Regions from separate parts of the Homo sapiens genome. Here region 2 is linked to region 1. A link is a contact called in ENCODE Hi-C or POLR2A ChIA-PET data. All regions are on one chromosome and are shown on one strand. The core of a region is the stretch at or near the end of the contact, and the rest is flanking DNA. Distances in the headings are between cores, read along the strand shown.

Region 1 (4,415 bases), core at 1,548-4,047:
AACCGCACTCCTCCCCCGTCGTCTTACTGACCGCTTTCAATAAATGAGGTAAGTCTGAAAGCTCAGGAAAGAGCCAAGACTCTACAAATAAGGCCTGATTCAACAGCCTGCCCCAGCTTGGTCCTGCAGGATATCCCGCATGTGCTGCCAGGCTTGGCCACGTTGGCAGCGGGTGCCAGCCCTCCCCAGCAGCCAGTCCATCAAGCAGCAGCCTCAGGGCTGCAAGTCTTCCCAACTTCCCAGATAAGTACAACTCCTTCCATTTTTACAAAACTTGCAACAGTACTACATGGATCCAAAAAGCGGTGTCACTGTTAACAGATACCCCAACTTTCAAACAATGGTGTCACTGTTAACAGATATTCGCCCCGACTTTCAAGATTTCCATGTGTTCTTTCCTAACCATCATTTTAATGGTAACTAAGTAAAGGCAAATCCTGTATTTTCATCTTAGGACCCTTCTAACCTCATGGCCGGCCCCTGCCTACCCCTTGCTAGATGTGGTCCAGCCACAGGACCCCCTCCTTGGCAACACTGCCAAGCCCTGTCTCCTCACCCACAACCGCACCCCAAAACACTCATTCCTGTTGGAGCTGGATCTTAAAAGCGCACTATAAAAAATGGCAACGTCTAACACGACAGGAACAAAGGTGACAGCTAGTTTTTATCTGTCCAGGAAACTTTGCTTTTAATTCCACATGTACTATGTCATCAGATCAGGTCTATACACCCCAGGAGTCACTACCTTAGTGTTTGAAAATCTGTTTTTAACAACTCAGTTTAACTCATTAGACTTAGCTCACAGGTCTGCAGCATCTTGCCTGCAGGGTTGCAATAGGTCAGTCAGGTTAAATAAAAATCAGTGGAGGCCCTTTTTCTTGGGGGAAGCAGCGAGGGGGTGGGGTGAGGATGGAATGAAAAGGCCCAGCAGGCCTAGGGCGCTGGAGGCACACCGGCAGGAGGCTGACACCAGGCAGGCACCAGGAACCAAGCCCCGGTCTCCAGAGGCGGCAGACAGACACCTGCCGGGAAGCCAACCGTGATTCAAACTGAAACCTCAAACCAATTCAGTGACTGCACTAGAAACCTTGGAGTGTTTTAATATCACGTTTAAAGAACTCTAAAAAAGCTGGCTGAAAGCATTTCCAGAAACCTCGGCAAAATGCCTTGGCTGTGACACACAGAACACCTGTGTGCTGTGACCTGAACGGTATCTTTAATGATGTTTAACGCTCACCTTGTTGCAAGTTAGGGTTACATGCTACCTTCAAAACCATCAACTCCATTTCTCCAGATCGTAAGTGTTGGAATGAGGCGTCCATGGCCACACTCAGATTTCTGCTCGTGTAACTACACTATTGTCTCCCTCACTTAGGGAAAACCCGAGTTGAGAGATGAGTTTTAGGGCACTCCCAGTACATGGGTTTAAAACCACCCATTACCCAAGAGTGGGGGCAGCAGATTAACGTAATTTATTTTAAAAGCAGGAAATAGCTTTCCTTAACCATTGCTATTTTAGAAAATTAACTGCTCCCTTTCTAAAGGCAACCTTTGTCATCCCTCATCTGTGCTTTAAAGAGCATGGAAATGGGCAGTCAGGTGAGTGAACGGCAGAATGTTCCAAGCCGGGCCTCTGGGAGCAGTGTCCTACAACACGCAGAAAGCCCCATTCCTGCTCTGAACGGACATGTTCTATCCAGCAACTGTTCCAGGGACCCGAGCACACACCCATTCCACTCCAGGTGGGACAGCATGGCTGGTGCTCAACTTGGGTCAGCTGCTGCTGAAATGGGGACAGAAACTTTTTAGTGGAGCTAAAATTCAATTTGCAAGTTCATCCAAATTTGCTTTGAACTATTACGTTGTGTATAACTTCAGAGAAGGGCAAGCAGCAACTCCAGGCAACCCAGGAAAAAACCCCACTGCAGAAACACAGGGCTCTGTCAGGGTACGAGCCTCCCCTACACGCTGCTGGGCCCCCTGGGGGCAGCAGTGGTGGTGACCTGGTCACACCGCACAGCACTGATGCCTGAGAGCCAGGGGTCCCCTGCCCCTCCCCACACCTCTCTGCCCCTTGGTCGCAGTGCTGTCTCCTTTAGCTCCCACATTCTGGGGGCCTGCCCAGGCCACTGGCCCAGATGAAACTGTTGCTGCCGGGTCTGGGTTTCAGCCAACTGCAGAATGAAGCAGGTCGTCGTCGTGCACAGGGATCAGCAGCACACTCTAATTGGCCAATTTCCCCCAAAGCAGAAGGCTGGCTGGCTTGGGTGCTACAGCGCCTCTGGCCACTGGGTGGCACCAGGGCCTGAGCAGAGACGGGGAGGAGAAAATCAGGCCCCCACTGGAGGATGGTGCTACTCCGCTCCTCTCTGCAGAACCCATCCAATTGCCCCAGTGGAAGTTTTAGCAGGACAGGGATTAAAATATGGGGCAAGAGACCAAGTCTGCTCAGTTCTGGACTGTCCAGAGGCCCCCATGTAGCAACCTTATGTGCTGGATGGCTCCCCACAGGGAAAGGAACTGGTTATAAAAATCACTAAAATAAACACCACACGCCCTCACGTAGGTGTTGACAATGAAGTGGCCTGCCCTGTCGCGGTACTGCTGGCTGGTTTAGGGAAGCTGGGGCACTCAGACCTCCACTGGTCTCCCACGGTGTCCTGAATCCTGCCTATCACCATCCGCTACAGCTCTAAGGGCTGTTTCTATGCTATGCACCTGAAAACAGACTCAACAGTCAGTGAAGGAACTGTGGAAGTAAATTCTGTTCACTGTGACGTCAGGCCTATTTGCAGCCCTCAGTGAGGCGTGTGTACAACAATGCAGTTTCCTGCTTTACCTGTTTCTTCACTCCAAGATTGCCCCTAGTGGGAACAATCAAGGTGGCAGCGGCAAGAGAAAATGTTCTGCTTTTGCTCCTCTCAACATGCTAGAATGTGTTCACATGAATTCGCCTTTTATAAGTAGTTACTAGTTTGCTTTCATGTTGCGGGGAAACAGTTACTTCCCAAATACAGCAGGCAGACTACATCGCAGACGCTCCTCAGAGGAGACCATCACTACAGCCAGGACGCCCTTGCAGGGTCCACAGCTAGACTGCCGTGTTTTGGAATACTCAAAGCTTTCCTTGGTCAGTTTTCTTACTAATACCCGCTACTTGAGTGCCTTCCAACTTAATGGAGAGGTGTGTAATTCTCCCTAAGAAACTCGTGTGATGAGGGCCACGTGGACAGATGGACGTTCCACTCAACTGCAATTTCAGTTGTGCCCAGCTGCACATGGTGTGTGCCTGGCTGCCAAGCCCATTTGGGAGCAGAGCTGCTGCTCTTCCCAAGATCTCCCACACGAGTAATTTAACCTTTATCTAAGTTGTTTACTACTTAAACCAACATGTTAGGGGCATGTTAAAATTAGTCCACAACCCTCCCCTGTAATCCCTCCAGTCCTAAAGGGCCATACTCAGTATAAAGCCCCTAGCTGACAGCACCAAGCAGGTCAGTTGAGGATAAAGCCAGTTACCTTAAGCTCTTCTTGCCGAACTCTTCCAGGTTTGCGGCAAATGAAAGTTGCCGCAACCTTCATTTAAATAAGTAGCAAAAATTCTTGTCAATATTCTAAGTTACTTCTCTAACTTTTAGAAGCTAAGAATATAACTATGTGTATGTTGATGTGTTAACAGAAAAAAAAAAAAAAAAACCTAGTATTATTTTACAACTTTATACAAATCTACCTGAAACTTGTGTACCACATTGGAGGAATTGTAGCAGGCGTCTTCAGAGCTGACCTCTGCACTCTGTGACACCGAGAATGCCGAGGAGGCTTTCCCGAGTATTCATCTTTAGACTATGAGTAGATCCACAGCTCCGAAAGGTCCTATGAAGGTCACTGAAGAGGTGGTGAATTCAGGGGGACCGATCCTGCTGGAAACTTCCATCCCTGCACCCCACCTGCCCAAGGTGGCTGAAGCATAAGCACAAAGGGGCACCTGAGGGATGGACAGGGGCACCACGGGACGGTGCTGATGTGGGACTTCACCGTGCAGGGTCACGGTTACGGAGGTGTGAAACCTTTCCCTGATGTAATTTTCTCAATGGCAGGCTGCTTTTTAAGTTTATAAAAAGTAAAACACTTAAAAATAACAAAAGAATGTCATTACTGACAGCCAAGAAACTTCCAGTTATATGGATAACGTAAAAAAACAACTATCAAGCTATATTCTTTCTCAGAACAAATTCTGATTTTTCTAATTGGGAGGAAGAGATTGGTGGACACGTAGAGTCTGATGACTCCCAGTCTCGTTTTATTGCCGCTGACAACTCTGGAGGAGACAGATAAAAAAAGAGCTCACGCGACCAGTGAAACAAGCCACCCTCCTCTCCCGGCTTTAAATTCCTGCAAAACACTCTTAGGTTCTA
Region 2 (4,777 bases), core at 196-2,695, 100 kb before region 1:
CCGGCCGTGGTGAGCGCCTGTAGTCCCAGCTACCCGGGAGTCTGAGGCAGTAGAATCGCTTGAACCCAAGAGGCAGAGGTTGCAGTGAGGCGAGATCGTGCCATTGCACCCCAGCCCGGGCAACAGAGCGAGACTCTGCCTCAAAAACAAACAAAAAAGAAGCCGGTCCCCATCCGCAGTGACTCGCGTTTCCCTCCCCCTCCCCCGTCCCCGGCAACCGTGCATCTACTTTCTATTCCTATGGAGTTGCCAGTTCTGGCTCTTCCTGTGAATGGATTCCCATGCTGTGTATTTTCGTGTCTGAATTCTCTGACTTTCGTCTCAGCCCGCACCCACGCTGCCGCAGTCCGCGCTCGCTGCTTTTAGGCTGAACGCGGCTGCGCCGTGCGGGTGCCCGCGCTCCGGGCGCCCCTCGCAGGTTCAGCCCCGGGTTGGGGGCGGCGCTTGCCTCGCGGCTGCGGGTCCCAGCCTGAACCTGTGTCTTGTTCCACTGCCGCGGGCGCCCGCCACGGAGCTGCTGCTTCCTAGGGAGACGGTTCCATCGTTGAAGGAACGGCCAGACTGTCTTTCGCAGCAGCGGCCCATCTGACCGCACAGCACGACCGCACGAGGGTCCCGAGCCCTGACCCTCGCAGCACTCGTCACCCCGGCCGCGTGGTTGTGGCGGTCTCGGCGGGGCAGGGGGTCCCCACGCGGGCTGATTCTAGTTTCGCGTGACCGATGGTGCTCATTAGCCATATCTGTACATCTTTTTTTTTTTTTCGAGTCGGAGTTTCGCTCTTGTTGCCCAGGCTGGATTGCAATGGCGCGATCTCGGCTCACTGCCTCCCGGGTTCAAGCGATTCTCCTGCCTCAGCCTCCCGAGTAACTGGGATTACAGGCGCCCGCCACTACGCCCGGCTACTTTTTTTGTATTTTTAGTAGAGACGGGGTTATACGATGTTGGCCAGGCTTGTCTCGAACTCCTGACCTCAGGTGATCCGCCCGCCTCGGCCCCCCAAAGTGCTGGGATTACAGGCGTGAGCCACCGCGCCCGGCCCATCTGTACATCTTCTTTGGAAAAATGTGTATCCAAATCCTTAGCCGTTTTATAGTTAGATTGTCTTTTTATTATCGAGTTATAAGAATTATTTATACCTTCTACAAGGAAGTTCATTATCAGATATAGGATTTGCAAATATTTTCTCTCATCTGTGGGTCGTCTTTTCACTTTTCTGATGGTTTCCTTTGAAGCACAGACTTTTTTGTTTGGGTGCAGTGTATTTCTTACTGTGCTTTAAAGAGGAACACGTTTTAAGAACCCCCGCGCGGGGCGGAGCAGGGCGGAGTCCCCGGCGGGAAGGGACCCGAGACCTCGGCTGCGCCTGCGCCGACGCCGGCGCGTGAGCCCGAGCGCGTACCCGGCGGAGCGCGCGCCCGCCCCCGAGTGCGCCTGCGCGGAGCTCGTGGCCGCGCCTGCTCCCGCCGGGGGCTCCTTGCTCGGCCGGGCCGCGGCCATGGGAGAGGCCGAGGTGGGCGGCGGGGGCGCCGCAGGCGACAAGGGCCCGGGGGAGGCGGCCACCAGCCCGGCGGAGGAGACAGTGGTGTGGAGCCCCGAGGTGGAGGTGTGCCTCTTCCACGCCATGCTGGGCCACAAGCCCGTCGGTGAGCGCCCAGGCTGCGGACGCGCGTGGGGGCGGGGCGGGCAACCGGCGGGGCGGGGCGGGGCCTGCGCTCGCGACACCCTCGCCCCCACGCTCCCCGCCGAGCCCGGGCCGTGACACCGCCGCCACACCCGTCCCGGGACCCCCGCCCCCTCCCACGCGCCCTTCGGACCCCGCCCCGGACCCCGCCCACGACCCCTACCCCCGTGAGACCGCGAGGTCCCAGCCCGCAGTGCCCCACCCCCACCCCCGCCCCGGGACAGCCCACCCCCTCCCACACACACCACCCAGCCCTGCCCCCCCACAGCCCCTCCACACCCTGGCCCTCCCCATCTCTCCGCAGCCACCCTTGCCCCTCCAGTCCCCAGGGCAGCCCGTCCCCTCCATCCCCTTTCTCCTCACCGCTCACCGGTTATCCCGCCGCCCCTCCTCCCCTCAGGTGTGAACCGACACTTCCACATGATTTGTATTCGGGACAAGTTCAGCCAGAACATCGGGCGGCAGGTCCCATCCAAGGTCATCTGGGACCATCTGAGCACCATGTACGACATGCAGGCGCTGGTGAGCCCAACCGCCCTCCCTGTGCCGCCCGATGGGGGCACGAACCCGCACACCGCTCTCTGAGAGTCAGCCTGAGCTGGGCAGAGGCCCCTCCATGTCTGCTGGGGTCTGCTGGGCAGAGTAGAGGCCCCTCCATGCCTGCTGGGGTCTGCAGTGAGCTCTCAGGGTCAGCCTGAGCTGGGCAGAGGCCCCTCCGTGCCTGCTGGGGTCCCCTGGGCAGAGACCCCTGCAGTGAGGCTCGTCCTTAAGGAGGACATCCCGGGGCTCCAGAGCCTGTCATGGAAAGCACAAACACAGTGCTAGCAGCTGGCTAGCTTTTCAGGGGCTCTGCTTTAGACTGGGTGCTGGGCCAGAGTCTCCAGCTGAGACCCTGGGGAGGGAGGGAAGGATGCAGAGTCCCGGGCCCTTAGGCCATTGTCAGCCTCCTGGGAGGCCCCCGAAGTGCTTTAGGCAGAGGGTGACCCTATCTGAGTCACACCAAGGTGAATTTGGTGACTTCTGTGGGAGTCAGACAAGTAGAGTTCCAGTCCTCGCAGAGCTTGGAGCTGGCACTGTGTGACGGGCGAGCGGGTTAACTAGGTAAGCAGGGTGGCCAGAAGAGACAGGTGGGTGTTCCAGGCCCTGTGGCAGCAGGAGGTGGTGGGTCCAGGAGCTCAAAGAAGGTGGTGTACTTGGAGAGTGGGGTGGGGGTCAGGGGTCAGGTGACCAGGAGGAGTGGGGACCTGTGCTGGTGGAGAGTCTGTGCCAGCCACGTTGGACTCAGGGCCACACCGGCCATCAGTATGACATAGGTCTCTCCCTCTGGTCTGTGCGACCTCAGGAGGGCAGTGCCTGGCAAGCACTCTCTTCTTCTTTGCCTGGTTCTGTGCCTGTGGCGCTCCCAACCGACACCCTCGGTGTCCATGGGCTCCTGCCACGTGGATGAGAACTCGAGGTGCCTGCGGCCTTTCCCCAGGGCTGTCACTGTGCCCTCTGCATGCCGCCTTGGGGAACGCAGTCTCATGGTGAGACTGCAGGCCGTGCTGGGCAGGCGGAGCCCACAGGTGTGTGTCACCAGGGCTGCCCGGTCCTCAGGGCCCGCCTTAGTGATGCTGGCCCCGGTGGGTCTTCCTGACTCCTGCATCTGCTGCCGCTGGTTCTGCCCTCCCTGGGTCTGTCTGGAAAGCCCAGCTGTGGCAGGCGCTGTTCACAAAAAGAAGAAATGCCCTTTGCCCTTGCCCCGCCCGCCGCAGCCTCCAACACAGTGATGTGTGCTCATTGGCCTCTCCCCAAGTGGCTCTTACACGGCTCTAGTGACTTCTTGAAACTGCATCTTCACCCTTGTTTCTTAAACAAAACTCTCTATTTGATATCAGCATGAGTCTGAGATTCTTCCATTCCCGAATCCAGAGAGGAACTTCGTCCTTCCAGAAGAGATCATTCAGGAGGTCCGAGAAGGTGAGGCTCGGGAAAGGTTGGGCTTGGGATTCAGAAAAGGCCAGACCCTGGCCAAGGGCAGGGAGGTGAGGGTGAGGACCCCGGGCCTCCAGGGAGGTGTGAGGGTCCAGCGCAGACCCCGCCCTACCTGTGCTTGGGTGGTCTTGGAACCTCCGGGATTGGAGAGGACTTTGTTTGAGAGCAGTGGCTGGACGGAAGCTGAGGCCTGTGTGGGCAGCAAGCGTCGGAGCAGTCCCTGGCCTGACCATCCCCCAGCGTCGGCCACCACCGTGGGTTTTCGGTGAGCGTCAGCTGTCTCCTCCACAGGAAAAGTGATGATAGAAGAGGAGATGAAAGAGGAGATGAAGGAAGACGTGGACCCCCACAATGGGGCTGACGATGGTGAGTGTGGAGCTCACCCTGCCCTGATGCCCTTTGGGGCTCAGCACCCCAAGACTGCCTTCAGGCAGGGCACAGTCAGGTGGGCGTAGAGCCTGCGGTGCAGAGGCCCCAGGCAGGTCATCTAGGCACAGGATGGATCCTGCAGTGCCCCCTCCCCAGGAGCTGAGTGCCTGCTCCATGTTGTAGGCCAGGGTCTGAGCGGCGGTCCCTGCAGTGCCCGCCGCAGGCAGGTCCTCAGGAGGACCAGGCCCCTCTGTGGGCCCAAATGCAAGGGGCTCCCAGCTCAGGAGGAAGCTTTGGGTTCAGAGGGTCACGTGTCAGTATGCAGATTTTTTTAACTGAACAGGAAGACAAAAATAAGATTCTGGATATTCTGTTTTCAGCCAAGTGATTTTTCGTTTCTCAGTTTTTTCATCTTCAGGGAGTTTGGGGAAAGCATCAGAAAAATCCAGCAAAGACAAAGAGAAGAACTCCTCAGACTTGGGGTGCAAAGAAGGCGCAGACAAGCGGAAGCGCAGCCGGGTCACCGACAAAGTCCTGACCGCAAACAGCAACCCTTCCAGTCCCAGTGCTGCCAAGCGGCGCCGCACGTAGACCCTCAGCCCTGGTGGCGGCAGAGAAGCGGGCGAGGCACTGTGGTCGCTGAGGGGGTTGGCTGGGTCTGAGTGCCACCCCCCAGGCCACAGTGATACCATCCCAGTGCCATGAGCCCACACTGCCCGCCCTCAGGCTCTCAGGTGAACGTGGCCGTCAGC

What was found. Hi-C counts contacts between places; a loop is a spot of excess contacts on that map. ChIA-PET counts read pairs that join two places held with the same protein, here RNA polymerase II (POLR2A). Pooled maps may share reads with other maps.
Region 2: a pooled map shows a loop between it and region 1 (2.8-fold over the local background). The contact joins the promoter of MRGBP here to the enhancer-like site in region 1. A Hi-C loop is called at or near these places in 3 of 50 pooled maps. POLR2A ChIA-PET finds 5 or more read pairs at or near these places in 2 of 52 experiments (CD4-positive, alpha-beta T cell and GM12878).

The regions. Positions count from the first base shown.
Region 1 is chr20:62,898,139-62,902,553 of GRCh38, forward strand. The region is part of intron 6 of DIDO1 (death inducer-obliterator 1); the gene reads right to left. Among named protein-coding and RNA genes, the nearest start is that of SNORA117, 17 kb to the left of the region's middle. RefSeq lists enhancers at 1,799-2,653, 1,983-2,232. Within about 2 kb of position 2,798, at least 15 of the 41 ENCODE cell types and tissues checked have a DNase peak (open chromatin) inside an H3K27ac peak, as active enhancers do; they include CD4-positive, alpha-beta T cell, where a contact is called at or near this core.
Region 2 is chr20:62,795,028-62,799,804 of GRCh38, forward strand. It overlaps MRGBP (MRG domain binding protein), which reads left to right and starts at 1,446. Exons shown (of 5, transcript NM_018270.6): 1 at 1,446-1,644; 2 at 2,083-2,204; 3 at 3,560-3,641; 4 at 3,948-4,022; 5 at 4,429-4,777. The coding sequence starts at 1,497. The coding sequence ends at 4,616. RefSeq lists an enhancer at 43-589 and a silencer at 1,213-1,752.